Regions from separate parts of the Homo sapiens genome. Here region 1 is linked to region 2. Evidence: read pairs that join two places in POLR2A ChIA-PET (ENCODE). Cell type or tissue: HepG2. All regions are shown on one strand. Links, peaks and the distances in the headings refer to the core of each region. The heading gives the core; the rest is flanking DNA.

Evidence for each region. Peaks named below come from ENCODE experiments on the same cell type or tissue, not always from the same donor. Only the 100,000 strongest peaks of a DNase experiment are listed, where the experiment ranks them.
Region 1: POLR2A ChIA-PET joins it to region 2 with 5 read pairs; 3 of 35 experiments call an interaction of 5 or more read pairs at or near these places.

What each region holds. Positions count from the first base shown.
Region 1 is chr15:78,989,991-79,005,184 of GRCh38, forward strand. RASGRF1 (Ras protein specific guanine nucleotide releasing factor 1) reads right to left here. Exons shown (of 27, transcript NM_001145648.3): 15 at 13,812-14,185; 16 at 11,672-11,797; 17 at 9,753-9,923; 18 at 8,729-8,835; 19 at 8,106-8,218; 20 at 5,750-5,810; 21 at 1,701-1,804; 22 at 199-283. LOC105370917 (a long non-coding RNA gene) reads left to right here and starts at 8,588. Exons shown (of 3, transcript XR_932519.4): 1 at 8,588-8,870. RefSeq lists enhancers at 6,459-7,232, 13,737-14,936. In HepG2, for the core only: no CTCF peak of the experiment used is centred there; DNase peaks (open chromatin) are centred at 4,121 and 7,141.
Region 2 is chr15:79,186,603-79,201,796 of GRCh38, forward strand. It overlaps ANKRD34C-AS1 (ANKRD34C antisense RNA 1), which reads right to left. Exons shown (of 2, transcript NR_038997.1): 2 at 5,105-5,500. Among named protein-coding and RNA genes, the nearest start is that of MIR184, 16 kb to the right of the region's middle. RefSeq lists an enhancer at 10,589-11,122. In HepG2, for the core only: no CTCF peak of the experiment used is centred there; no DNase peak of the experiment used is centred there; H3K27me3 peaks cover 3,085 bases.

The sequences.
Region 1 (15,194 bases), core at 2,396-10,395, 200 kb before region 2:
TCAGCCCCACTTAATAGGAGAAGAGACTGAGACTGAGGTGAGGCAACCAGCCCGAGGCCACATGGCAAGGGGTGGCAGGGCTGGAGAGGACCCAGGAGTCTGGTTCCAGCCAGGTGTATAGCCCGTTCTCTACCCAGCCTCTTGAGCGTCTTGCCAAAGAAAAACCCCAGTGAGAGAGGCGCTCCCATCCATACTCACGTCATTGAAGTGCTTAGTGGTTTTCATGATATAAGGGGTCCTTTCATTCTTTTCCAGTTTCATCCATCCTTGTCCGAAGAACTCCCTGTAGGAAGTAAGGGGAGACCCAGGTGGAGGGGGTGAGGTTTGCCTTGCTGATTTCATTGCTCCATGCTTTTTATTTTATTTTTTGGCTTTTTGAGGCTGTCATTTCTGGGGGAACAACCTTCTGCAGAGCCCTGGAAGGAAGGAACCTTGGGCTCAAGTCCAGCTCTGCCTTGTCGCAGCTGTGTGGCCCCAGACAAACCCTTTATAGCTCAGGGCTTCAGTTTCCTTATCTGTAAAATGGGAATCAAGACAATCCTTTCCTCACAGGTTTACTGGGAGGCTGAAATAAGGTGTGGGAAGGCACACATGGTGGAAATAATTTGTTATGAATCTTGTTTTCTGACAGGGAGAATTCACATTTTAGTCACTGCAGCAGCTGGTCTGTAGGATGAGGGAATAGAAGGCCCTAAAAGGGGGCAGATAAAAGGCTTAAAAAGCCTGCAAGCCAAGCCACAGGCTCCTGACATCATAAAGTGACAGGGAGAGGGGACCTCGGCAGAGTCCTGTGGGCAGAAGGGGCCGGGGAGGTGATTTGTGTTTGAAAACACATCCCGCTTCTCCTCCTAGAGGGACATATCAGGAATATCATCTGTTTCTATGTCCAGGAGATGTGACAGGTTTCCAAAGTGCCGACCCTCTCTATTTACACGAGGCAGCACCCATGCTGGGGAGGGCTGCGAGAGTGCCAGGTGGGGCTGAGGCCAAAAGCCCCACAATGATTCAAATCCGGTGAGCCCAATTCTGGGAAACCATTCTGGGACCATTGTTAGGAATTCAGACATATTTGTTGCAAGGATGTTTACCGCAGGGATAAATATAAAAGTGAAGGCTGAAAACACTCTCGTGGCTTAGTAACACACTGTTAGAGAATGCTGTGTACTTATTAAAAATAGTGTTTACAAATGCCCTTTTGGCATAGCATCAGATGAAGGAAGAGGGATAGAAAATTACATAAGTAGAATAATTGCAGTGAACACCAGGGATGACTGAGGCCAGAACAGGTAACAGCAGGCCTTGGGGCTTCTTCAAAGTCCACGCCTGTCCCCTAAATCAGCTACTGGAGGTCACTGGACCTACACACGTGCCCACGCTCTTGCCTGTGTGCACAGTTTCTCACAGGTACATGTGCACACACACATGAACACATGCTCTTTTCTAGATACTCTCTTTCTAGGAGCTCTGAGTTAGAGATGATTCCAGAAAAGTGTGTGTGTGCAGCTGACAGGTAAGGAGAGAATTTGGTGGGCAGGAACGGGAACAGGCTTCTCTCCCTCATTCTGCTGACCCAGGCACTATTGTTTCAAGCTGTGGAGGGTCCGTGCAGCTCTGGAAATTCACTGCGTGTGCTTCCAGGGTGCTGTCCAAGACAGTGCCTGAGGAAGCGGGGGGAGGCGGGTGGTGCCTGCAACACTTACTCATAAGGAATCTTCTTGAAGACGAGGTGATCTAGCAGGGTCAGCTGCTCCGCGATCTCCAGGGCTGAGTGGTTTTCAAAGGGCTCAGCCTTCACGCCTTCAGCCTGGTTTTGAGTTGGGGGAGCAACATTTTGAGTTAGGCCCATGACGGACACCTCCTGGATTCCCAGCTGCCTCTGTGGGGGTATCTCGCCCTCGAATTGGGTGGGCGGGTGGACGGGGTATGACGCTGCCTCGAATCTGATGAGAGGGTGGATGGAGTATGATGAGGGGAGGTGGAGGGAAGGGGACGGAGGGAGATGGGCCCCGCCCTGTTGTGCCGGTGTGTGCAGCCCAGTGCTCGGACTGCCCTCACCCACCCTGCCAGGGAGCTCCCAGCACGTGCATGAGACAATGGAGGCTTCCAGAGGTGAGCCACTGGCCCAAGTTGCTAAGCTGGAAGTGGGCTGACTAGGACTGGAGCCCAGGTCGTCTGACTTCAGGCTGTGCCTGGCCACTCCCTTCAGCGTCCGCCTGAGCCCACAGCTGGCTCTATACAATTTCCTTTTGAAACTAGCAGGTGTGGACTCCCAGGCGTGATTAGCTCCTGGGATGGCCCTGTGCTCAGAAGACAGCTGTCCTGCCTTAGTCCTGGGCCTTAGTCCGTGTCCCTGGCCCCCAGGGGCCACCCTTGGACACCATCATTAAGGGATTCCACTATTTGGGCCCTTCGACCAGAGAAAATCTTCAGGGAAACGTTAGCCAGAGGACAGTGGTGGCCACGGCAGGAGATGGATGAGTGGTGGACATAGGGAGGCCAGTGTATTGGGCACAAAGGCCTCGTGGAAGGTCTGCTGGATCTGAGTGAGGGATGCTGGAAGGCGGTGGGTAAAGGGACAACTGTGTTGGTCTTGGGAGGAGCCTGTTAGGAACAAGAATCCTCCCCCATCACCACCTCAGGACCACCTGGGCCACACAGGAGGAGAGCGGTCAACCCCTCAGGCAGCAGGTGCTCTGAGAGATGACTGTCTCGTGTGCCTCATGCCTTCACTTTTCCATGCTCACTTTACCCTGTCCAGAAGTCCCGGCTGGGCTGAGCACCTGCAAGCAGCCCATCTGCCGGGTCCCAAGGGAAGTGGGGCCATCCCTCCTAGACTAAGTGTCTCCCTTCCTCCCATTTCCTCCACAGACGGGCACTGAGGTCTGCACCAAGGCCCTTGCTACACGCTGAGATAGAAAGGCAGGAAACACGGTTCCTGACGTCAGGGATCTCCAGCCTAAGTGGTTCCAAGTCATGTGAATGGAGCGAGGACCGTGGAGAAAAACAGCCTCTGTGTGTGTGCCATGTGGGTGGTGTGTGGGTGGTGTGTGTGTGCCATGTGGGTGGTGTGTGGGTGGTGTGTGTGGTGTGTGGGTGGTGTGTATGGGGTGTTTGTGGTGTGGGGTGTGTGCATGTGTATGTGGGGTGTGTGTGTGTGTGGTGTGCCTGTGGGTGATGTGTGTATGTGGTGTGTGTGGTGTGGCGTGTGTATGTGGTGTGTGTGCGTGTGCCTGTGTGGGTGATGTGTGTGTGTGTACGTGGTGTGTGTGGTGTGGTGTGTGTGGTGTGTGTGTGGTGTCTGTGTGTGTGGTCTGGTGTGTGTGTGGTATGTTTGCTGGGTGTGTGTAGTGTATGTGTGTGTGGTGTGTGTTTGGTGTGTGTAGTGTGTGTGTGTGGGTGTGTGTGTGTGTTTGTGTGGTGGCTGTCGGTGAGTTTTTCCTGGCAGAGCTGCCCTGGGCAGGGAAGGGTGTGTAGAGAAACCCAGGTGCAGGAACATGGGTGTTGGGGGACATGAAGCCTTTGGGGACACAGAAAGGAGAGTGGCAGGGCCACTGGGATGCCGGGTTGTAGTGAGAGAACCCAGGCAGGGGATCCCCTGTGTGCTCACAGGGAGGGGACCCTCAGCCTCTGAAGCAGCTGAGTGAATAAATACAGGTGGGCAGCCCAGCCACCTTCCCATCTGAGGGTCCTGCCTGGTGCCCTGGGGTTGGGCTGAACTGCCAGGGCCAAGGGTGAGCTCAAGGGGCTGGGTGGCTTATGGCCCAGAGGCCCAGGCGCTGTGGGGCCCAGAGGCCTGCACTGGTACCAGAGGCCAGAAGAGGCATTCTGGCCAAGGTGGGGTGGTTGGCTCCTTCCGCTCACTTCTGGGGTGGCCTGGGAAAGAGGGTGACCCTGGAAGCAGAGATCAAAACTGACAACTTCCTCCACCTTTTATAGGCTTTTGAAAATCCTCACTGTCTCTAGTGAGGCCGCGGGGCCCTCTCAACCCGGATCTGCCCCACACAGGCTCTGGGGACAAGAGAGGGCAGCTCAGCAGCTGTTTGTTCTGGAAGAACCTCAGGCTGTTCACGAAGGAACAAGGGGCCCTCATGCTGTTGAGGGGTAAACATTCCAGGTGAGCCCCTGTTGGGAAACAGGAGCAGAGTGCAGTCGGCTTCCTTTCAGCTGCCGAGAGGAGTACTTCCGTCTTGGGGTTTACCCAGCATTCTGGCCCCAAAGGGTCAGTCTGGAGGAAGTAGGGTCTGGGGACCGTCAACCTCCCTGCCTGTGGACCACGTGTGGGTTCCTGGGGGCCCAGCCCTGCAGCACTGCTCTGGGGGCAGAGTGTGGGCAGAGTGCTTACAGCTTCATAGGTGCCCTCACCACTTCCAGGAACCAGGAGGGGAACATGGGAGGGGCAGGGGCAGCAGGGGCCCAGAACCCAGAGTCCCAAGTCCTCACGCTGGCTACTTCCAACAGACTGAAGGTCACTCAACCAGCAAGGGGCTGAGCCAGCATGGCACAATCTCTGCCTCTGGTGGGGAAGGTGTGGTCAGAGTGAGCCTGTCTTGAGTATCCCCAGCCGCTGTGATGCAGGGGCCAAGGGCTCTGGGGTGGCTTGTGATGGCATTCTGGGGTGCACATCACTGACTTGGAAAAAAGTGGGCTGTAGCTGGACCCTGGAAGTGCACAAGACCATCATTCCCTTATTCCGTCTGGAATGCCACTATGAGCTTGGATTTGTTCATGGTGAGCACAGCTCTGTCTCTGGGGTCCCATCATTTCTGGGCAGGTGGTGAGCTGCACTCCAACTTCTGGGGATGAGGCAGTGTGGTAGACGGAATGAGGGAGAGTTGTCGCTCTGGAGTCAGCCAGACCTGGGTGTGAACACCAGCTCTTATACCACCACTGGGGCCTCCCCTTGAGGCTTCGGAGGGAGCACAACCCTTCCAGCACCTTTTTTTTTTTTTTTTTTGAGATGGGGGTCTCACTCTGTCACCCAGGCTGGAGGGCAATGGCTCGATCTCAGTTCACTGCAACCTCTCCCTCCTATGCTCAAGCAGTCCTCCCACTTCAACCTCCCAAGTAGCTGGGATCACAGGCATGCGCCACCATGCCCGGGTAATTTTTTGTATTTTTGGTAGAGACAGGGTTTCACCATGTTGCCCAGGCTGATCTTGAACTCCTGACCTTAAGTGATCTGCCCACCTCAGCCTCCCAAAGTGCTAGGATTACAGGTGTGAGCCACCACGCCTGGCCTCCCTCTCACATCTTAATTTCAGACTCCAGAACTATGAGAGAATACATTTCTTTTTTCTTTCTTTTTTTTTTTTTTTGAGATGGAGTCTCGCTCTGTTACCTAGGCTGGAGCGTGCAGTGGAGGATCTTGGCTCACTGCCACCTCCGCCTCCTGGGTTTAAGTGATTCTCCCGCCTCAGTCTCCTGAGAAGCTGGGGTTACAGGCACCTGCCACCACGCCTAGCTAATTTTTGTATTTTTAGTAGAAATGGGGTTTTACCATGTTGGCCAGGCTGGTCTCCACCTCCTGACCTCAGGTGATCTGCCCACCTTGGCCTCCCAAAGTGCTGGGATTACAGGCATGAGCCACTGCGCTCAGCCCATTCCTGTTGTTTTAAGCCGCCCAGTTTGTGGTATTTTTTCACAACAGCCACAGAAAATGAATACGGGTGATGCCTGTGATGGGTCAGGGGTCCTGGGCAGGAGGATGGGGAGGAAAGCCTTGGAAAGCAAGAGGGCAGGCCCAGCTCACCATCTGCGTGATCTCCTCCAGCGTGATCTGGTTGTCACCTGGGTCCTCCTGGGTCAGAGTCCTAGGCAGGAGCGAGAAGGCACGGTGAGCCCCACTTCACGTTGCAGCAGCCCCTCCCCAGCTCGGACAGCCCCACACGGCCTCTGCTCTTACGCCCCTCTGTCCTCGTCATCCCCATTGCCAGGAGCACCCTTTCCCCTTCCTCCTTCACTCTTCTTCCTGATGGTCCTGGCGCTCCTGGCTGTGGGAGGTCCCCTTCTGGGGCCCTCTCAGCCCCTGGGCTTCCTGCATCTGGCTGGGTGGGAATGGCCTTTCTGCCACCTCAGGCAGGGAGCCCTTGAGGGAGGGACGGTGTCTGATTCAGCCCCATAGCTCTGGTGCCAGCACAGGACTGGACATTCAGCAGGCGCTCCTGCGAGCACATGGATGACAGGATGCATGACAGGAAGGAAGCACAGGGAGTGGGGAGGCAGCAGCATGGCAGCCACAGGCCCAGAGGAGGGACTGCAAGGATGGAATTGGGAGAGCAGAGGAGAGTGGTACACACGGTGGGGAATGAGGGTAGAGCCTCAAAGTCAGGCCAAAGTGCCGCACGCTCACAGTGATGGGCTCAGAGCCACAGCTGGTGAGTACCAACGGAGGCTGCGGACACTGGAGAGCCAGGCCTGGGCTGCGTGGGGACAGCCAGGGGTCTGCAGGCCTGCCGGGGCTGCGGGGAGTGGCTCTCTGGATCAGCCTGGCAGAAGGCATTGTCGTGTATATCTTACAGCTGAGGAAACGGCCCCTCAGGGAACTGCCTCACCTGGGGTCCCGCAGCTGGAGCATGGTGGGCCCACGCTCCAAACCAGGGCTGCCAACTCCAGAGCCTGCTCTTTCATCACACCCAGGGAACAGGCTCCCCTCCGAGGGTGGCTTTGATCAATATGCTCGGTGGGGGGCTCCACACACTCCTAAGGCCTCCTGGGAGGACCACGAGTGGCGGCTGTGTGTGTGTGTGCGTGTGTGTGTGTGTGGGCATGTGTGCACACACTCTGGCCTCTGTACTGAAGATGTGGAGGCCTGAAAGAGATTTTAGGACTGTGAGCCTGAGGGAAGAATGGGCCCCAGCATGGGGCCTCCACGGCCTGGCTGGGGAGGATGTCTGGGCACTCTGGTCACAGGCAGGACTTGGGGGAAAGTCTGGGGAGGCTGGGGCCAGGCAAGAGGTGAGGAGGAAAGGCCAGGGCCCAAGCCCTCACACCTGGGCTGGGCTGGGAGCAGACAGGCTGAGTCGGTAGGTGCCCGCCACCCACTGAACAGCCTGTAAAAGTGACACCCGTGATCTCATCCCAGCCTTGAAGCGGGTATTGTTCACCCATTTTATGGATGAGGCTCAGAGCGGGGACTTGCCCAGGTCACATGAGTCACTGGCTGAGCATCTCAGACATCGGGCTGCCTGACCCTGACCTCCACCAGGAGAGGACAAGCATGGGTTTGGGGATAAACAACTTAACTGAATTCAATTCAACAGACACTCAAGCACCTACAAATCAGGCCTCGCCAGCACTGTTTAATAGATCTCTGCAGTGATGGCAGCATCCTACACCCTGTACTGTCCAATGCAGGGACTGCTAGCCACATGTCGGGGGTGAAGCTGAGGCTGCTGGGCTCATGTCACTGAGGAACTGAACTTTAAATTTTATTTAATTTTCATTAAGATTTAAATAGCCAAGGCCGGGCATAGTGGCTCATGCCTGTAATCCCAGCACTTTGGGAGGCCGAGGTGGGCAGATCGCCTGAGGTCAGGAGACTGAGACCAGCCTGGCCAACATGGTGAAACCCCGTCTCTACTAAAAATACAAAAAAAATTAGCTGGGCGTGGTGGCAGGTGCCTATAATCCCAGCTACTGGGGAGGCTGAGGCAGGAGAATCTCTTGAACCTGGGAGGTGGAGGTTACAGTGAGCCAAGATCACATCACTGCATTCTAGCCTGGGTGACAAGAGCGAGACTTCGCCTCAAAAAAAAAAAAAAAAAAGATTTAAATAGCCTTATGTAGCTAGTGCCTACCATATTGGATGGCACAGGCTAGACAGGGGTTAGCAGCTGTGGACACACATGGAGAAGTGTGCTGGGTTCTTGCTTTGAAGAGATCAAGGTCTGGCGCAGGGTGGGGAGAGAGGAAAGAAGGACAAATAGACTACCCAGCCCTGAGCCTGCCCCCAAGAGCTCACCTCTACCCCAGCACTCCTACTTGGGGCTGTCCTTGACAAGGGCGCTCTTCACCTCCCGGGCCTCTGACCAGCCCACATGGAGGCAGAAGGCAGGGCTCCTGTCCCAGCAGGCAGTTCTGAGCCAGGAACCAGGTACTGCCTTTACCTGATGATGTTGGCTGCAGCCTTCCGCTCCTGGGTCAGGAGCTCCGGGTCGTGCATGACTTCTTCCAGGAAGCCGATCACCTTGCATTTGAGCTCATCGTTGGTCTCAAAGTCCTGCCGGGAAGGTGTGATGGGTGGCTCTGGTTACTGTTTTTGAGCTGCTCTGCAGTGGTCTGGGCCCAGGCCAGAGGAAGGAGCTCCAGTTTCTATTCTGCCCAGGGCAGGCTGACCTGCCTCATTTCCTTTCTGTTGGCTTCCTGGCAGGGCATGAGAGGCTCTCCAGGCCTAGAGAATCTTAGATAAAGGCACTGGAACCAGATCAAAGCCCATCTTTCAGCTGGCTGCACCCCTGGGCCAGGGAGGCACAAACCTACCTGTACCCCTGCTACAGGCAGGGTGGATAGACAGAGACCCATTGTCCCTTCCATGTCCTTTGTTCCCTCCTAGGGAATCTGAGCAGTCCTCCGGGAACATCAGGGTGGCACATTTGAGCTCCCTCCCTTCTGCTGCCCCACTGCCAGCCATCAGCTCACTCTGCCCGCAGCTGCTTTTGGAAGGCAGCTGGTTCCTGGGGCCATTGCCTGGTGGTCCCCAGCAGCCTGCCCAGGGAGGGCTCCCACCCACCTGAGAGTGCTTGGACACCCAGTGGCGGAGCACGTTCAAGACACGATTGGTGGCTGCTCTGCGGATCACAAACTCCTTGTCTCCATTCCTCTGGTCTGGGGGAAACCCTGGCAGCATGCGTGGCAGAGGGGAGAGAGGACAGGTGAGGACAAGAAACAGAGCTTGACACTAGTCTGGATTTGCCTCTCGGATCTGGCTGAGCTGGGGTGAGTGAGGGGGTCATGGGCAGGGGGATAACAACATGTTTAACAACTAGTGTCTGACCAATAGCACAGATGTCATGGCTCCTCAGTCAACACGGTCCATGCATGCCCAGCCTCTTCCAGACCTCTCCATCTTTCAAGAGCTGCTGGAAGGTTCAGGCAGCCTCCCAAGACAGAGCCACGCAGGGCCTCCCCAGGGAACAGAGCTCAAAGGGGCCCCTATTCCAGTCTCTGCTGCAGGATCAAGGATGCAGAAGTGGGAGGTGGGAGCATGGCGGGACAGAGGTTCCCATGGGCAATGGGCTTTATGTCGAGTAGAAGCTGGCCAAGTAGCAAAGGGCGATGGGTGGGAAGGAAGGGGCCTCCAGGCAGGAGGGTCAGCACTAGCAAAGGCCTGCAGGATGGAAGTTTGGGGGAAGGATGGATGGCATTCAGCTGGCAGCTGGAAGAGGAGGGTGCAGGGCACGCTGTGCCCTAGATGTGCAGTGGCCCTGGCTCTAGGTGTGGGGTTCAGGCCCTGGGTGTGTGCAGAGCCCCAACCAGTGCAGAGAGGTGGGGGTTGTGACCCAGCACCTCCACAAGTGGAAGGCGGTGCCCAAGCCAAAATAATGATTCAGGAAGCTTCGTGTCCAGTGAGTGACTGTAGTCAATTGAAGCAGGGAGCTCCCCGAGGGTGGGTGCTTTAACAGGACCCACCTGTGCCATCCTTAGCACACCTTAAACACCCACAGCAGAGCAAGTCCCCGGGACCATGGCTGCTATCACCTGCCACTGGGGCTGACCATGGGGAGGACCCTGTGAGTGGAGAACACCCCACATACCTGCACTGGCTAAGGACATCCTCCGGTACTTCTCCTTGTTTGGGGTGCCCTCGTTGGCCCCGGCGGTTGCTATGGCAAAGGCAGAGGCGGCCGACAAGGCACTGCGGTTATTGTCCAGTTCACGACAGGAGGTCATGACGACTCCATTGTTATAGGAAAAGAGTGGGAACTCTGCAGAGAGGAGGGAACCAACCCTCAGCTGTCCCCAGTCCCAACTCCTCAGGCTGTTAGAAAACCAGGGGTCCCGAGGCTAGAGCAGCCTTAAGAGCCAGCAGGCTGTGTCTTCAGGGTACCAGGGCATGTCGGGTGGTGCTGGTGTGTGTGTGTGTCTCTCTCTGTGTTAGAAGCTCTGGGGAGAGTCACACCACAACACCCTCAGGGCTGTCCCAGGTTGGGGAGCACACTCCTGCTTCTGAAAAAGGTCTCCAGTCACCCCGTCCATCTTTCTGCAGCTCTCAACCCCTTCACCTCTCAGGTCCAGCAGGGCACAGGCCTGCCTGAGGGCAGCATCATGAGTTTTCTTACCCTCTCAGTCTACTTGGGATTAACACATAACCTGTCCAATGTCTGACATCCATAACAATTCATACTGATGGGCTCGTGGGCACAGTGGGATGGAGAGAGGATGGCTCTTGGAGTCCAGCCACCTGAGTTGAAATTCTCCCCTACCCCCTACTAGCTGTGTGACCTTGGGTAAGTCATTTAACCCCTCTGGGTTTCAGTAGTCTCCTTTGAATAATAGGGATAAAGCTTCAAAAGGTGGATATAAAGATTAAAGGCAATAACATAGATGAAAGTACTTTGTGTTAGGTGAAAAGCTATATAAATGCCATGGAATATCATTGCTATTAGTAATAATAATAATAATCATAATTTTTAGTAGTAATGATAGGAGAAACCTACTCTTGAAACCTTTGGTTTCATCTTGTCTCTGGAAAGCAATCCAGACTACTGAAGACAAAATAGCAGTATTTAATGCTGTGAGGCACATATGATTTATTTTAAGGACTCAAAGCTTATTTCTGAAATTTGGCTCTCCATGAGCTCTGTTTCTGTGTGTCTGAGCAGCTGTGGCAGGGCTGCAGTATGTCCAGGCAGTTTCTCTCTAAAGCTCGGTGACCCTGTTACCTATTGGGTTCCTTTTGAAAGCCTGGATAGTGGGGAGTTCAGGCTGCAGGCGGCCCTTTGCATGTGAGAGCAGGGACATTGGAGAAAGCTGTGTGGGGAGGGGCTGCCTGGGAGGTGGGTCCCCTGGGAGCTCTCTCTCACCATTGGGTATCTCACAGCCCCCTTGTATAGGGGAAAGGGCTTTATGAAAACCGGAGACCAAGACTGCTTCTCAAGGATCCTTCAGGATCAGGAGTCTGGGACTGCGGGTGAGCAATGTCACCGCCTCTTGGAGTCTTTCCCCTTATTTGAAACACCTAGCCTTTTTGCAAAGCTGTCAAGATGATGAAAGGGGTCTGTGCAGAGCCTGGCACTCAGTTCAGGAAGCACCTTCTGAACCAGGATCTTCCATGAATGAGCCCTAGATGCTGAGCCTCCCTGCCCACCTGTGCTGGGGTTCAGGAAGCACCTTCTGAATCAGGATCTTCCACGAATGAGCCCTAGATGCTGAGCCTCCCTGCCCACCTGTGCTGGGTGGGCTCAAGGCAGTCTTGTCTGAAGTTGGGAGAGTGACTTGGTTGAGTTGAAGAGCAGGATCTACCCAGCCAATGTTCCAGTGCCCACAGCCCCTTCCCTTGGGGTGGCGGGGGGCGGGTGGTGGTGGGTGGGTTATGAAATATCAGAAAAGTTACTGCTCTTAGGAGTCACTCATAAAGCATAAGGGATGACACCCACTTGCCTTGACTCGACTTGACCTACTGCCCTCTCCCAAACTGGAAATCTATTTGTGGTTTTGAATTGGTGCATTGTACCTGAAGAATTTTTGTTTTTGACTGATTTGGGTGTTGTTGGAGATTTAGTTGGTGATGTTTCAGTATCACCATCATCACTCTGGTTTTGATCAATATCTGACTCCTCTCTCATGGAGACTTCTGAGCCTGGGAGAAAAGAAATAAATAATTTTACTTTTCTTAATTTTAATTTTAAAATTTAAATATTTGATTTTAAAATTTATGTCTATAATTTACTGAGGCAAAACAGAGTAAACTTGGGATACAGCCACTGAAGAAAGTTTAACAGCTTTGTTTCCCGCAGGACTCATCAGAACCTTTCTCTTGCTAATGAGCACTGTCGATCTCCAAGGTGGCTTTTGCTCCACCAGGGCTTCTCAAACCTTACCAGACACACCTGGGGATCTTGTCAGAATGCAAATTCTGATTCAGGGGTCTCAGGCAGGGCCTGAGAGTCTGCATTTCTAACAGGTTCCAGGTGATGGCCATGTGGTTGGTCCACGGACCACACTTTGAGTTACACGATCTCTCTTTTTTTTTTTGGTGAAGCTTATTAGTTAAGGTGACCATCTGCTCCAGTTTTCCTCTGCTTTTAACCTATTGCCGCGTGCCCCTGGTCACTCTTAAAATGTCCTGTCTTGGATAATTAATTATAGAGGCTTCCTAATCTTGGGAGACTCCTGGTCCACACACCCTGGGGAGGCTGATGAATTATATTAAAAGCCTAGGTCTGGCACAGTGAGGTCTTGGTCAGAAACTCTTAACTGCTCTGGGCCTCAGTTTACCCACGTAGAAAGTGGATGTAGTTGCATCTGACCTTGAGAACACAAAGCCACAGGTCTTCTCTTTAGACAAGAATGTCCACAGGCACATGCACACGCACACACATTTATACATAACAAATACACATACACACACATATACACACACACACAGTTTGGCACATAATTAGATTCATGGGCTCCTGGATCACCAGTCAAGAAGCCTGGTACCAGATGACTTCTCAGGACTGCCTTGCGTTACATTTCAGAATGTGAAATTATGAAATTTCTGGCAGGCCATTTCCTTGGTGACTGACTTTCAGCTGCATGCATCACCCATTAACTGCATGTGCCACGGTGAGTGTTACTTGGTATGGAGCCTGGCGGAGGATTTATCTTGCCCCAGCTGTGCCCTCTGCTGGGGGTGCCCTCTGCCTTCCCTCTTGCCAGCTCAGAGGAGAGAAATCCTTCCCTCTTCAAAGGCCTCCTCCTCAAAGCCTGGGGCGTCTGACCAGCCCCTGGTTGCACGTGGGTGCGTGCGTGTGTGCACGTGCTCTCATGTGCTAACCGAGACAATGCTTGTGGCACCCAAGATGTGGCCTGTTCGGATCTAAATCAGAACCAGACCTGACACTTTTAGAACAGTCAGGAGAAACCCTGAGAGTAGGGAGGCTCCAGCCTGTCCTGGAATCATCTCCAGCCTGTCTCACACTCAGCATTCCAGGTCTGCCTGGCGTCCAGCTGTCCCCGAAACACACAAGGCCTTTTCTTGCTCCTCAGTCATTCCCATCCTGTTCCCATGGTCTAGAATGTTCTCCTTTCCTCTTGGTAAAAATTGAGATCGAACAGTTCTTCCGGGAAGCCTTCTATGACGCTCCTAATGGTGTTCCCACCCCAACCTCTGTGCCCCTGGAGCATCCTCCTGACACAAGCCATTCGTATCAGGTGTCCACATTTCAGTGTCTGGTCTGGGTCCTCAGCCAGACTGAATCCCAGGGGGCAGGAGCTGCTGACGACCTCTTCTCTCCCGGGCCCTGAATGGGCCTGGCCCAGGCCCTGTCCTCTGCAGACATGGACAAACACAGGGATGCCGTAGGATGCTGTGGTCAGGGCAGAGGGATGCCTAAATTGCTCGTGATGGGAACTGACTCATCTAAAGTGTGGCGATGCCCTGGGAATTTCTGCCTGCCTCCCCCCGCAGCCTGGGCTCCCACATACGGCTACCTCTCTGCACCGCCCAGACTCTGTGCTGCCTCCACTATCTGCCTGGTGGGACCCCCAAGCCTCTCCCTTCCTTCCCCATGGGAGCAGGAAGAGCAGCCCTGAGGCCTTGCTGGGCCAGGCTGAGCCTCAGTGGGGCTGGGAGGCTGGGGGGCAGCTCCGACGGCATGGCCACTCACTCTGCTTGCTGAGCGCTGAAGGGTCTTCGGGCTTCTCAGGGGTCGTATCGCCCTCATCTGGAATCTTGTTGGTGAAGCTGCTGGACACATAGAGCTTGCTGGTGTCCAGCGTGGCCTTGCTGAAGGGTGACATGGCCGAGTACATGCTGGTGTAGCCATTGGAGTTGCAGCTGAGGGCGGCCAGGTCCAGGGCCTTGCCGCCAGTGATGATGGGGATGTTCAGGGAGAGCTTCCGCCGGCGGCTCGGTGACGATGTCTTGGTGATGGACAGAGGTGGCGGCGAGGAGAACTTGCGGGTGGCGCGCGGGGACTTGGGGGGTTCACCGTACAGGAGCTTATTGTTCTGGCCACTGGCAAACAGGAGCTCCAGCGACCTGTGGGGAGGGCGGGGGTGAAAATGACAGTTAGCGTAGGCCTGCCTGCCCGCCTAGGCCTGGGGGCCGTCTCCGGTGGGGCTCGGAGTGGCAGCAACGGCTCCATCATTCTTAGGATCCCTGAAACCCATACTTGAGCTGATCCTCTGAGCAGGGACAATGCGATTAAATGGCCTGGGGCCAAGGGTCCTGCTCTGGATGGTTTGGGCAGAGGATCTGGGGCTTCTATGCTCCGCCCCCCCACCCCCTCAGGGCAGCAGCTGCAGCATCTGACCTGAAGTGCTAAGGGTCCCCTGAGCTGCGGACTGTGCAAAACCCCCCTCCATCCCACACAGGGCCTGCTCCCGCCTACACTCTCTGGCCTCATCCTTAGAGAGGTCCTCAGGCATGTTTTGTGGAATGAGGAAGCTGAGGCTCAGAGACAGGAAATGACTCATCTGATGCCTCCTACTCTAAACGCAGGGTCCTTTCCACCTGCTTTGGGGCTTGAGCGGCCCTATATGCAAACTTAGGGGGATGGGAAGCTGAAAGTGGCCCCTACCATCCTCATGACAGGGTTCCACCTCAGGCCAGGCTGGAAACAGGTTATACATCCAGAACATTGCAAACCATAGCTTGTCTCATCGAGGCTGTCTGCTCCACGTTGCACACAGGATAGGATTGATCTTTTAACCCTCACTGTTGCCCCAGGACGTAGGCACTCTTATTCCTACAGGATAACTGCAGGAATGTCACAGGTAGGAAACTGAGTCTCAGAAAGGTTAAGGGACTCAGCCAAGGCCATAGGGCTGAGAGCTGGCTCTGAACCAGCCTCTTTGTTCTGCAGGGCACTGCTGCTGGGAAAGGAAGGACACTGTCTGCTGGGCCCCTGGGAATGATCTCAGTGACTTTTAGGGGGTAAATCCATCCTGGATGGGATGTTTGCTTCTGTTTTCTCAGAGCCCTGGGAATCTGATCATTGAGGTTTCAGAAGTTCAGGGCAGAGAGGCAAGATGTACCCTGCCCCAGT
Region 2 (15,194 bases), core at 3,962-11,961:
GGTGGTGATGGTGACCCAGAATCTGACCCTGACACTCCCTGGACCACACCCTGCTCTGCTCTGTTGCTGGGCTTGGGAATCACCCATGCGGAAGTCCACACCTCCCCTCCAGGGCCTTCAGACTGACAGTTTTCAGGGACCCCTCCCTACACGGTACAACAGGATCACACCTGCCTGAGAGCTGGAGTTTGCACAAGCCTGGTGCCTGCCCTCCCTGTGCTCCGGGCCCACCGGCCATGGCAGCTGAGGGGAGACTGGCTGCCGCCACTCACCTGGCTTGACCTCCCTGCCAGCCTTCGCACTTGGGGCTTCCCTGGGCATTTGGGAAACCATCGAGCTTTTGGATGTCATGCTTCTTTTTGCACATGGGACCTGAGGGAGCCAGGGCCCTGGACATGCCCCGCATTTCTGTCTAGAAGAGAGTCTCCCAATCCCCTTACCACCACTTCAACAAGCATTGTGACTGGGTCTGATACTACCTGTCCCTGCCCTCCGCCTCCCCTCCCCTAGTCACTGCTGCCACCAAATCATCTTATGTCCATATTGGACTATGAAGACAGTCCATTACGATGAAGTTGATTCATTCACATGTTCCACATATATTCACTGAGCACCGACTGTATGCCAGTATGTCCTCTGCTCAGGATACATTCTTGTTCTGTTTATTTTTGTATTGTCATGCTTAGTGCAGGTCTGGACACACAGTGTGCATTCCCTGCATTTGCTGAGTAAATGAATGAATGGCTGAATATTGGACTTGTAGCCGACTGAACCCTTTTAATCATTGTTTCTAGATGCTGCTCTTAAATATCTGCCATCCTGAATATTGTTGTAGTCGCTTCATTGAAATGACAGGCAGGATTTTAACTTTGTCCCCAACAAATGTAACATGCTCGTACCAGGTGTCTTTCTGTCCCTCCAGACCCACTGTCACCTTTTTCCACCCCGCTTTCTGCCCCAGAAACTGACCTGTATGGCCAGGCTCACCCATTCTTGCGCTTCTTGTTGGGTTTGGCCAATGGGTGCTCCAGCTGGAATCAGAGAGAGGGTGGGGGTGTTTACTCCGCTCACTTCCTCCCAGGGTGGTCACCTGTGTCCTTCAACCAAAGGACACTGTTTCCCTTGGTGGCCTCCTTTCTATGCTTCTCTCTCCCTCTGGGTTTTAACAACTGCTTCCTCCCCTCGGCCCTTAGGCTTAGGAGTGGTAATGGCTTTGCAATTGCTACCCTGGGTTATAGCACTATCTTCAGATTCTTTAAATCTCAAGCACACCTTTGTAAATAGTCCCTTTAGAAAGCAATCCATCCTCACATTATCCCAATTTGAGTGTATTTTCTGTTATCACTGAGACCCTGACTGATATTACAGTCACCCAGTGACCAGCCTCAGCTAACAACACTGCTGACAGTTGTTGAACACTAACTCTGTTCCAGGCACTTTACAGATACTATCCTTTTTATTCTTTTCTTTATATTTTTACATTTTTTTGAGACAGAGTCTCACTCTGTTGCTCAGGCTGGAGTGCAGTGGTTGGATCTCAGCTCACTGCAACCTCCGTCTCCTGGGTTCAAGTGATTCTCCTGCCTCAGCCTTCCCAGTAGCTGTGCCACCACACCCAGCTAATTTTTTTGTATTTTTAGTAGAGACAGGGTTTCATCATGTTGGCCAGGCTGGTCTTGAACTCCTGACCTTAAATGATCTGCCCGCTTCAGCCTCCCAAAGTGTTGCGATTATAGGTGTGAACCACCATGCCCAGCCCTCTTTCTTATTTTTTTAAGAGATGTGGTCTTGCTCTGTCACTCATGCTGGAGTGCAGTGGCATGAACACGGCTCACTGCATCCTTGATCCTCCTCCCTCAGGCTCCTGAGTAGCTGGGACTATAAGGGTGTGCCATCATGCCTAGCTAATTACATTTTTATTTTATTTTTATTTTTACTAGAGACATGGTCTCACTATGTTTCCTAGGCTGGCATCAAACTCCTGGACTCCCGCGACTCTGCCACCTTGGCCCCCTAAAGTATTGGGATTACAGGTGTGAGCCACCTTACCTGGCCTATACAATCCCTTTAAATTCTCTTGTTGGTTTAATGAGGGAGAGGCTCAGTTGAGTGTTGGAACTAATACTCACAGCCTAAGTAATTTGCGAAACATAACTAGCTAGTAAGTGCTGGAGCTGGGATCCGATCCTGGGCAGATTCAGCTCAGAGTCTGTGTGCTTAATGACAAAGTGATGCTGCCGTACAGAGGAGTCTGTCGTCGACTTGTTCAGTATTGTACTCAACTTCATGACAGCTGCAAATTAGATAAGCTTCATCCAAGGCACAGCTACCGTCTAGTTAGTGGCTCTGACCTCCTTCTAGATGTCAGTTGTCTTTTATCAATAGCCTTTGGCTAGAGTTGTTGAACTGGTTTCCGATCTACCTGGATGTATAACTATCCATTGCTCCAATGTCTTCACAGGGTTACCATGCTATGTACCTCCCTGAAATCTGGATGAAAAGTATCTTCAACAAATTCCAAACTAATCTATTAAACTTATAAATAAAGGAAAGGGATTGAGTCTATAATGACCTTTTTTCAGTTAAGTCCTTTTCTTTCTTGGAATTTTCCCTTGGCTTCCAATTCACTTCCTTCAGTCAAAACCTTTGATGAATGACCCTTCCGTCGTCACAGTTTTAGAATCATGGGCTCCACTTGCTTTCTTCTAACCAATGCTACCTTGGGTGAAGTCTGCTGAGGTCAGATGCAGGTCAAGAGAGAAACTAGAAAGAGTTTCACAGTTTTATGACACTGATAGTCCTTTGGTGAGAACATGGCACACCAAGCTGGGCCACTGGAACACAAGGGTTGGCCATAAGGCAGACTGGCCCGCTATGTTTGGAGGTGGTGCCCCTGCAAAATCCCATCCATTGTGGCTGGTTTGGGGGCTATCTAAAGTCTCTGGATGTTTTCGGGTACTGCAGGGTTTACATGGGAGCAGCTAGTAGCCATCCTGTAGATGTTAAAGATCAATTTTCAGACAGTAAAAGTATGGTTCATACGGCACTCTACCTCAGAAGTCTACCAAGCCAGAGCCTGAATTTCTTGGTCTTGCTTCGAGCTGGTATCTGGCCTCAAACTTTCCCACATGGATGATCAGGGAGATGAATGATCATCATTTGGGATGAGGGAGTCAAACAAATCCATGCAGATGTTGTCTTAGAGGCCTCTCATGCCTTTGTTCCTTATAGTTAAGGCACCCCACCCCTCACTGTAAGGGTTTAAGCTACTTCTCTGTTGAGACAGCTAGAGCACAGCCATGGCCTCCTACTAGTTCTTGGCAACACACACGTTTGTGAGCCAGGAGAGAAGATGGAACCTGATTCCTAACCCAATCTCTGGGTCACACGGGCAAGTACTAACATTTACCAAACCCACCAGAGTTCCCCTTGAAGGCAGCGAGAGGGGCGCCTACGTGGTCGACTTACAGAGCTGGTGTTTTCACTTCAGGAGTGTGGGGAAATCACTGTTTAAAAACACGGGGAGGGTTTAGTCCCACGCTTTATGCGAATCCTGTGTTCTGAAGGGAGAGACAGCTTTGAAGCTGCTGCTGAGAGTGCCTTGTGATTATACAAGCAGCAGTTGGCTAAATCAATGCTTTTCATGTTAATTAGCTCTTCATTAGAGCAGGGGGCTGCCCCAGAGGAGTCAGGAGCCGAGGGGCCTGCTAGCCAACCCCGTCACCCCGGTAACTCCATCCTAATTGGAAGGCAGATGTTGCGGCTTCCAAGGCAGATGGAGAAGGTGAAACTGTGCCTTCTTTCATTCTCCCTCCACTGTTCCTGGGGAGGGGGCTTGAGGAGGTGGAAGAGAGGGAAGGGCTGTTAGCAACACCTGACCCTGGCATCGTCGTGCTCTAGGCCTGTGGAGGGTGAGCTTCCTTGGCACAACTCCCCGTAGCTTCGAAGACCAAGACCAGAGAACATGCTGTCTGGGAAGGCTTCTGACTCCAGGGAGGGAGTGAAAGCAAGTTTCCAAACCAAGGTTGAGTCAACTAAAGTATAGTCACCCCTGGAGTCAGCATGTGACATCCAGGATAATTAGGTTTTCCCATTCTCTTCTTTTTTAGTTTAGATAACAACTCTCGGGCTGTCTGCATTTCACTGTGTGAATAGGTTAAGAAACCCTATTTATAAGTTTAATGACAATCTTATTCTGGGAAAAAAAATACAAATTTGAGCATGCTTTGCTTCTAACTGGGGTTGGCAGGCTTTTCCTGTAAAGGGCCAGGTGGTCAATATCTTAGGCTTTGTGGGCCACACAGTCTCTGTCTCAACTGCTCAACTTGGCCTTTGCAGTATGAGCACAGCATAGGTGATACCCAAACAAATGGGTGTGGTTGACTTGGCCTCGGCCCCAGGGTCACAGTTGACCTGCACCTCTCTCTTGGATTTGAAGACAAGCGTCAGGTGGCTGTAACTAATGCTGACTGGCAGGCGGTGGCTGTGTGGACCGCTGTGATGGGAAGAAGCCCAAGGCCTCGGGCAGGTTTGGTGGGAAGGGTGGCTGGGTTTAGTGATGTTTGCCACTGGCCAGGTAGGGAGGACGGCAGCTTCGTGCCCTGTGTTTGTAGCCCTGCCTGGCAGCTCTGAGTGGGAGAGAGTGAGCTGGATTACAATGCACACAGGCAGCAGGTCAGTGGAAAGGGAGTTTTTGGAATGGGGGCGGCACTGTGCAAGGGCGGAAAGGACACTTTTTGTTTGGACACTGTCATTTACTCTCTGTGAATCTTTCAGATATCTATCTATCTATCATCTGTATCTATCTATATCTATCTATATCTTTTTTGAGACCGAGTTTCACTCTTGTCGCTCAGGCTGGAGTGCAGCGGTGTGATCTCAGCTCACTGCAGCCTCTGCGCAGGTTTAAGTGATTCTCCTGCCTCAGCCTCCTGAGTAGCTAGGATTACAGGCACCCTCCACCATGCCTGGCTAATTATTCCACTTCAATTCACATGGCTCCCAGAAGCACCACACTCCTCACTACCCTCTTCTGACCCTGCCAGTACCAGGATACTTCCCCCAGTAAAGCAACATCGTCGTCGAGGAACGCCACAGCACACCCTGCACCAGAGCCCCCCGAGCACCAGGGCTGCACATGCAGCTTTGACACTGATTTTGATGAGCAGCTCTCTGTCCCTGGGCCACCCCATAGCTCCTGAGCCCTCCTAACCCTGGTCCTTTTCAGTGAGATGCCACCTTTATCACATCACTGGGAGAACACAAGGAGGCACATTTCTAACAGTGCCCCAAGCAGCCATGACTTTGAGCTCTAGTCATGCCAGATTTTCAGGCTTCAGCCCTTCTTTAGACGTCGGCTCCTCCCAGGATGTGCACAAGGACGGTGTCCTGGTCACTTTGGGCCTCTGCATTTGCTGTTTCCTGCTGGCCTCTGCTCCTCTCCCTGGGCCTCTGTGTCCACTGGTGTCCCTCTGGCCACAGCTGCTGCCACTGTGCAGGCCTGGGGTGGGGACAAGAGAGGAGACATCCTTTATGATTCCATCGCAAGCACAGGGCCCCTTAATTTCCAAAGTGGCGCAGAAACCAGCTTGTAAATTTTGATGAGACTATACAAAACTTTCAGGATCAAGTTTCACAACAGAGAGTTGTGATTTGATGTGATGGTCTCCTTGCCTAGCACTGGGCCTCTCTCAGGCCGTGGGCCTCACTTCGCAGTGTGAGAGCCTCATAAGCCGTCTGCAGTCCCTAGAATCCAGACTCCATGCCTGACACCCTGGTCCCAGGCTGATGGTGACAGCAGAAACGGTCACTGTCTTCAACAGAAATCCCGCCCACAGTGTCGGCTCCTCTCCTGACCCCAGTAGGGACGTGGCATCAGAATACAGGAATGTGAGATCAGCCTGCCTCCAAAAGCCAAGAGGGTCTTAGTTTTGAATGCTTGGTGTGCAGGACATTGACTGCACATTCCAGGTTGAATTTCCCACCTGCAGGCTCTGCTTGCCTATTTATAGAAGTGCCTCTAACACAGGGCAAAGATGGCGTTTCCCCAGCCTCAGATTGCCTGTTATCTAAGCTTCGTAAAGGCACACACACAGCTTCTCAAGCACCAGCAACTGTATGCAAGCCCAGGACAGTGCCAATCCAGTGGAAAACACAGGAATGCTTCTTGGTGCCTGGGAAGAACCAAGTCTGCAGAGCAGATGCTCACTCAAACACGAACCACATGTAACATTACCCGACACGACACAGAGCTTCTTAAGAAAGGCAGCTGCGGTTTTTCAACTGCGGCTGCACAGTACAATTAATCACCTGGGGAACACTTGAAATGACTGATGTCCGAGCCACACTCAGAGCGACAGAGTCAGAAGCTCTTAAAGGGTTGGCCCAGGAACTGGCATTTTCAAAAAGCTCCCAGATGATTCTGTTGTGCAGCATGTGCTGGAACCTGTGCTCTGAAATGCCAACATCCAGATGACTGGTGGTGTTAGTCAGAATAAGCTGGGTTCTAGAATAAGCTGGGTTCTCCTACAGTCACTCATAAATCCCAGTATTTTAGTGGCCTATCACAACAAGGGTTCATTTTTCCTTCACACTGCCTGTCCATTAAGGGTCAGCAGGAGACTCCACTCCACACAGGGAGCGAGTCACGGAGGCTTTGTTACTGTGTGACGGACGGCATTCTCTTAAATACTTGCTTCCTTGGTTGCCATGGCAGGGGAAGAGACATCTGGAAGGTCACACCAGGCTCTTCTAGGTTTTAGGCTGAAAGTAGCACCTGTCACTCTCTGCCATAGCCCCGGCCAGAGCTGGTCACATGGCTCTGGCCGGCAATAAGGCAGCTGGCAAGGAGGTGGTGGTGGGGATGAGCAGGAGGCTGATGGATGTTTGATGGATGCCATTGTTTCTGCCACACTGGTGTTTTACACATCTTGTCCCCCAGTATTGACTTGGTGCTTACTTGACTGAAGGGTCATTTCAGGAAATTATGCCAGAAGGAAAAACCAGCCAGCCTTAACATAGTGGTCAGGTTTAAGTCTCCATCACTTGGAGCTGCCTGCCATTTTGGCATTTTTGTAGCTTCCAAAAATCCCACCAGAGTTTGACAGAAAATGTAGATATTTTGCTTTGTTACTTATGTGCACAGTCAGCCATTTCAGGACTTTCCATTGATTTGTCGTTTCTCACATTGACAGTGCACTGTTTTAAGTATTGAAGCTTTGCAGGGCATATTGATACATTATAAGCTCAGTTACCTCTCAGTGCTTTTGTATTTCGGATATTATCTTGTTTTTTTTCTTTACTCATTTTTCATTGTACAAACTTTAAAAATAAGTGTTATAAAATTTGGTTATGATTTCTATTGGGATTAGACATCTTTATAATATAATCTTCTGCCTCAAGGAAATGCCCTATATTTCTAATTATTAAAATCTTCTGGCTGGGCACAGTGGCTCATGCCTGTAATCCCAGCACTTTGGGAGGTTGAGGCAGGTGGATCATTTGAGGCCAGGAGTTTGAGGCTGCAGTGAGCTATGATGGTGCCACTGCACTCTAGCCTGGGTTACAGAGCGAGACCCTGTCTCTAAATAAATAAATAAAGTCTTCCCCTGACTTTCTCAATGAATGTTAGCATTTTTTTCTTATAGGACTTACATATTTCTTACTAAGTTTATTTTCATATATACACATTCACATACCTATATATACATATATTCATATGAAATGTGTATAGCATATTTTCCCATCATATTTTCTAATTATAGATGATATTTAGGAATGTTATTGATATTTATATATTCTTTATAGAACAATCAACTTTATTAAACTTGAATGGATTTTTTTTCCAGGTAGAAAATCATATTGCCTGAAAATGAGTATAGTTTTGTCATCTTCTCTCTTATAATTTTGCATCCGATTTGTTACCAGGCCTTATGGCATTGACCAAGCCCTTCAGAACAATGTTTCACAACAATAGGACCGGCTGTGTTCTTGTCTTAGTCCTTATTTTAATGGTAACAACTGCAGTGTTTCCTGTTGATTGCTATTTTTGGATAGATATTTTAGTATCTCACGAAAGCATTCTTCTAATCTTAGTCCCCACAGTATTTTTTTCATCATTAGTAGTAAATATTAGATTTTATGAAATACTTTTTGCCATCTATTGATATGATGTGTGCTTTTTTTTTGCCTTTTTCTTTTATATCCTTTTTATGGTCCGGTTGATGTAATAGTAAAAATTAAAAAAAAATCATTGTATTTAATCCTTGAGGAATAAAGACAACTCTTGGCTTCACATTCAAGACTTTTTAAAGATGGACTCCAAACTGACTTGTCCAGTCTCCCATCCCATCATCTCTCCAAACTCACATCAGCTGCACCTGATGACAGGCATGACCCAAAACCTGTAAAGTGTTTTGCAGCCCCTCATGCTGTTCACTTTGTCTGAATTGCAGTATCATTATCTTCCAAATGGGGACCCCCTGAACAATCTTCTAGGGTGATGCCCCTGTGAAATCACCACTCTCAAATGTGTCCTGAGCTGGACAATGAATGACAATATATGGTCACCCTCTCCTAGGATAAATTGTCCCTGCTCTCAACCCCCTAAAGGGTTGGATGTCTCCCTTCTGCACAGCATACCTTCCTGGACATATTTTCACCATAGCTTTCTGCTCCCCAGCAGCAGTGAGCTGGCACACAGTAGGCACTCTAAGCCCTAGCCAGGGGTGTTAGTGGAATGAAAGAATGTTACGACCTCATTTTTAAAATAAGAGGAGCTGTCCTTGCAGGGCACCTCCCTCCTCAGCATGTGCCCACAGAAGCTTTCCTGATGGGTAGCCCTAGGCCACGCTGCTAGCTGCTCAGCCAGCACCCACAGAGAAGTGAAGACAGGAAGGGACTCCTGCAGGGAAATTGCTGGGGCCGTTGGGAAATGTATGCTGTGGGCTTGGAGCCTGCGAAATGGGGAGAGAGGAGAGGAGAGGGTCTGGAAGGTGGAAGGAAGGGATGTAGGACAGAAAGAAGAAAAAAGAGGAATGGAGCAAGAGAAAAGAGAAGAAAATGGCAGATGAGGGAAAGAGGGAGAGAAGAAGACAGAAATGGAGGAGGAGGAAAGGAGGCAGCAAGGCTATGCCCTGCTCGTCGCTCTCACACAGCTATTTTGGGGGGTGCTAATTTCCTGGCTATTTGGGGAAACTTTGCAGGCATATTCACTTATCTTGAATGTTTTGGGCTTCACCAGCCTATGACTGCAAAATAAGGTCACATTCCTTTTAACTAGTCAAACGAAAATAGGATAAAAGCTCTACTGCCTGTGATGTTAGACTCCCCTGAAGAGGTCCGATGGCCCTATTTCTGGGGGTTCCTTGGGGTGCAGTTCCCTGTTTGCTCAGAGGGTGGTGCCGGTCAAGGCTTTGCACCCTGGTCCCTCTTCCTGTGCTCGGGGCTGCCTCTGGGGTTGTGACCCTGGGAGGTCCTCTTCTTGGAAGCCTCCACCATTCCAGTGATTCCCCTGCACCCGCCACCCTGAACTCAGGGGAGAGGGACTGTGTTCCCTTTTCACTCCTCAGGCTCTCCTCTCAACTTCCCAAACTGCACAGCTGGCTCCAGGCCCTAATTACTGATGAGGCTTTCCTGAGAGTTGAGTGAAAATGAATAAAAATTAGGAGATATACCTAATGTTAAATGACGAGTTAGTGGGTGCAGCACACCAACATGGCACATGTATACACATGTAACAAACCTGCACATTGTGCACATATACCCTAAAACTTAAAGTGTAATAATAATAAAATTTTAAAAAAATAAAATTAAAAAAATTAAAAAAAAATAGATGAATGGATAAAGAGAAAAAAATAAAATGAATGCATGAATGAAAAAAAAAAAAAAAAGAAGCACGGCCTAGGACGTCACTTACAAAGATGCTAATCTTTAAGGTCCTTCCCTGGGGACTTCCCAGCCTGGCCCCCACCCTGCAGGCATTCAGCAGGGCCCCCCTCTACTCCTCCCTTATTCCCCACAGCCATGTGGCCCCTGAGATGAGGCCATTTTTCCTCCTCTGAGACCCGCCGCTGGAGTCTGTATTCGTCTCCCATGACTGCCGTAACAAATGACCATAAATCTGGTGGCTTAAAACAATAGAAATTTATTCGCCCAGTTCTGGAGGCCAGACGTTCAGGATTGAAGGGTTGGCAGGATTGGTTCCCTCCGGAGGCTCTGAGGGAGAAACTGTCCCTTGTTTCTCTCCTAGCTTGTGGCAGCTGGGGCCATGCTTGGGGCTCCCTTGGCTTGTTGAGGCACCACTCCAACCTCTGCCTCCATCTTCACATGGTCCTTTTCTCTGTGTGTCTTAAATCTCCCTCTCCTTATTCTTGTAAGGACAACAGTTATTGGATTTAGGGCCTACCCTAAATAAAGGATGATCTCATCGCAAGAGCCTTAACTTACTTACATCTGCAAAGACTCTATTTCCAAATAAGGTCACATTCACAGGTACCAAGGGTCAAGACTTGGACATATTTATATTTTCTGAGGCCACAATTCAACTCACCACAGAGTCCTTTTTTCCTATTTCAGGGTGGGCATTTTCTAGGATGAAGGGCTGTTATTCCTATATCAGCTACAAGTACGTGGTCTTGCTCTTTGATCCCCAGAGACAACTAAATTACATTGAACACACGAGTCCGATATCCATTCTTGTTATACACATCCTTTTAAAGGACACTTGGAGTGGCTTGCAGGGTGAACTGGGTGGACAGGGGCGCCCTAACCATCAGAAGGATAGTTCATGTCATAAACAGAAGGGTATGAGACACTAAATCCTCATGGAAGAGGAGCAGCAGGGGTAACAGTGGTCGTTAACTCCCGCATTGTAAAGGCAGCAGACTGGGAGCTGGAAGGGGGCAGCCAGAGATTCCGCGAATGCCTTAGGATGGCTCTAGCTCACCAAAGCTTGAATCCGTTAATGACCAGGTGCTGATAGTAGAATTAGAAGAGGCTGCCATGGTCACACAGTCCAGCTTTTCCTAAACTGTGCCTGCCAAGGACTAAGAATGTTGCAGCAGGCATTAAATAGGAGAGGGGATGGGGGAAGAGTTAATTATGTGATCAAACCAGCAGAGAACACCAGAGTTAAGCAAAGATGAATGCATTTCCATCGTGAAGAACTTCTTGGTATCTTAAGCCAAGGGTTGCAAATGGAAATGTCTACAGGGGCCAGACAAGTAGTGGGGATGACAGGGACCATAGTGACCAGACAGGGACTGTGGGACACTGGGGAGTGTCAGCCCTGTCTTTGAGGGCAGGCATCATTGTACAGGCACTTCTGATCTGATGTTAGGAGGGGTTGAGGCTGCTGAGGTAAGGAGTCCAAGGCAAAATACACAAATGCCAGGGAGGATTAGGCAATAAAATTTCAAAAAGAGCCCATGTGGCAAACTGAGCCAAGAGAAAGTGATCACCATAATGGGCATTGCACACAGCCCTGCTTCCCTCTGCAGCCTGCAGCATTCGGCTGCTTTAGTGCATTTTGCAAACTTGTCGGTGCAAAACATCGATATGTCAGGAAAAGCTGAGTAGGAACCCGAGCTCTGCAACAGAGCAACAACTTTCTTCCACTCACTGGTTCTGCTCACCAGTTAGTATGAGCTATCTTACGTTGCAGCCGAGTAGACTATACTCTTGTCCCAGTTCCCCTGCTGAAGACCTGAGTTTAGATGCTGGCTCAGGCTTCCCCACTTATTAGTTATGTGACCTTGAGCATGATTCTAAACCTTTGTAAATCTCCATTTCTCTGTTTCAGCTATTCATTGGTGTGTAACAACCCATCCCCAAACAGTGTCTTAAATGAATAACAATAATTTATTTTTCTTCATCAGGAGTTAAGTGAGCTCAGCTCGGCGGTTCTCAGGATCTCGCAGGTGGTTGCAGTCACTCAGTGGCTGGGACTGGGCTGGGGTGTTCTCAATGTCATCTTCACCCACATGTCTGGCTCCTGAGCTGGGGAGATTCACACAGCTGGGGCTGGAATAGCTGGGGCTCCTCAAGCATCCCTTTTTCCACATGGTCTCTCCGCCTGGTGGCCTCCAGGCAGACTCCTGACGTGGCGGCCCAGGGTTCCCAGAGCAAGTGTCCCAAGAAAGCCTGGCAGAAGCTCTGTGGCCTTTTTTATCCCAGCCCTGGGAGTCACACAGTATGACTTCCACCTCATTTTATTCATTGAGGCATCCACAGAGGCTCATCCAGACTCAAGGAGAGGGGACATGGACTCCACCTCTTAATGGAGTGAGTGTCAAAGAATCTGTGGGCTCTTTTTTTTTTTAATTTTTAGTTTTTGAGGGTACATAGTAAGTGTATATATTTATGGGTTACATGAGATGTTTTTATAAGGCATGCAATGCGTAATAATGACATCATGGAGAATGGGGTATCCTTCTCCTCAAGCATTGATCCTTTGTGTTACAAACAGTCCAGTTATACTTTTTTAGTGATTTTAAAATGTACCATTAAATTATCGTTGGCTATGGTCACCCTGTTTTGCTATGGAATAGTAGATCTTATTCATTCTTTTAATTTTTTGTACCAATTCACCATCTCCAACTCCCCCCAGCCCCTTCACTACCCTTCCCAGCCTCTGGTAACCATTCTTCTACTGTCTATCTCCATGAGTTCAATTGTTTTGATTTTTAGCTCCCACAAATCAGAGAGAACATGTGATGTGCTTGTCTTCCTGTGCCTGGATTATTTCACTTAACATAGTGACCTCTACTTTCATCCACGGTATTGCAAATGACAGGATCTCATCGTTTTTGATGGCAGAATAGTACTCCATTGTGTGTACCTACCATGTTTTCTTTATCCACTCATCTGTTGATGGACACTTAGGTTGTTTCCAAGTGTACACATGTTTTAAAACCACTACATTATCCAGTAAATGGGGCCAATATTACCATTTCCCATAGAATGGAAGCACCACAGTTTATTTCACCTGATTTTTCTTTTCTTTCTTCTTTCTTTCTTTCTTTCTTTCTTTCTTTCTTTCTTTCTTTCTTTCTTCTTTCTTTCTTTCTTTCTTTCTTTCTTTCTTTCTTTCTTTCTTTCTTTCTTTCTTCCTTTCTCTCTGTCTCTCTCTTTCTTTCTCTCTTTCTCTCTTTCTTTTTTGATAGAGTTTCACTCTTGTTGCCCAGGCTGGAGTGCAATAAAAATATCTTGGCTCACAGCAACCTCCCAACCCCCCCGGGTTCAAGCAATTCTCCTGCCTCAGCCTCCCGACTAGCTGGGATTACAGGCGTGCACTACCATGCCCAGCTAATTTCTTTTGTATTTATTTATTTATTTGCACCACCACACCCAGCTAATTTCTTTTGTATTATTTATTTATTTATTTTTATTTTTATTTTTTAGTAGAGACGGGATTTCTCCATGTTGGTCAGGCTGGTCTCAAACTCCCGACCTCAGGTGATCCGCCTGCCTCAGCCTTCCAAAGTGCTGGGATTACAGCATGAGCCACCACGCCTGGCCTATTTCACCTGATTTCTAAAAGCAGCCATTTTCGTTATTCCAGTGTTTTGGCCATTATACATAATGGTGAAGGGAACATCTCTGTGCATAGTTTTTTCTTTTCTATCTTCTGCTATTTGCATGGGGCTTCCAAGAAGGGAGATTGCAGGATCAAAGGGTAGGAACGTTTTAATCCAGTCTTCAGTTTTCAAGCATCTTTGAAGATATGGTGAGAAGCCTCCCAGGCTGAATCACACTTTCCACACCTTGGCTGTGTGTGTACATGGGCTGTGTGCGTATTTTGGGGCCTGGACTGAATGTGATTTTTGCTTGCTTACTTTTCGCCTTCACAATGCATAATAAAAATGCTTTTGCTTGAACACAGATAGGTTCAAAACCTAAAAACAGCTCCTGTGTGCTGCAGGGGAAGGTTATCTTTTTGTGAAATTCTGATGTGTCCAACTGGGGACAGGACAAAGCAGAGGGGACATGGAGGGACCCTGATCTGTAGGCAGTTAGTGGAGTTACAGGCCCACACTCACTCTGAGTAATGTTCCTCAGCCTTTTAGAAATATAAGCCCACATTTCCTCTAAAGCTTTCTTCCTTGATCTTCTGGATGAGCCCAGAAGTTGCATTATTTTGTGTAGTGTGCTCTATGCAAGCATTTGAATAAGATCTTCTCAAGCCATATCTTTTTCTTCCCTCCAGGGCTCCTCAACTGGAGGTTGGGCTGCTCTCTGCTCATAAGCCCTGTGTCTCCTTGACGAAGACTAAGAAGAGATCTGGAGCTATGACTACCATTTCAATGATTATTATTAGGGCAAACCTCCTCTGGGGAGGGATCTAGATAATTGCTTCTAGAATTGGCTTCTCTTTACTGTCTATGGCTTTGAAGTCAAATGACACATGCTAGGTACTTTCTATTTTAAGTTTTTGCTGGGTTTATGGGAGAGAGTTGGAATGTTAGAACTTTGTTTTTGTTTGTTTGTTTGTTTGTTTAAAGTAAATTTAGCCAGTAACCTTAGGAGGGACTTGTCACTTGGTTAAATCCTTTCACAGCAACATGGCAGAGAGAGCCCAGCCCTGAACTTGAGAGTCACAAGACTAGCGTCTTAGCTCCAGCTCTGTCATTAACCTGGTGGGTGACTTTGGACAAATCACTTCCTTCATATCTTCAGATGCCCCACTTGAGAAGTATGGACTTGAACTTGGCCAACTCCTACAGTCATCACAAGTCTAAAATTTGATAATTTGTGAAAGCCAGCTCTGAGTGTCTTTACTCCGAGAATCCTTTTAGAATTCCTTCCATCTTCCTCTGGCCAGCTCCAGATAAACACAAGGGTTAGGGCCTGGAGGAGAAGCACGTACTATATTCTTGGCAAAAGGGGTTGTCTTGTCTGTTATAACAAAATACTATAAACTGGGTGGTTTATAAACAACAGAAGTTTATTTTTCAGAGTTTTGGAGGCTGGGAAGCCCAAGATCAAGATGCAAGCAGATTTGCTGTCTGGTGAGAGCCCACTTCCTCACAGACAGTGCCTTCTTGCTGCATCCTCCCATGGTAGAAGGGACAAAATAGCTTTCTGGGATCTTTTTTTATAAGGACACGAATCCCAATCATGTGGACTTTGCCTTCACGACCTAGTCACCTCCTAAAGGTCCTACCCATCTCCTAATACCATCATCTTGGAAGTTA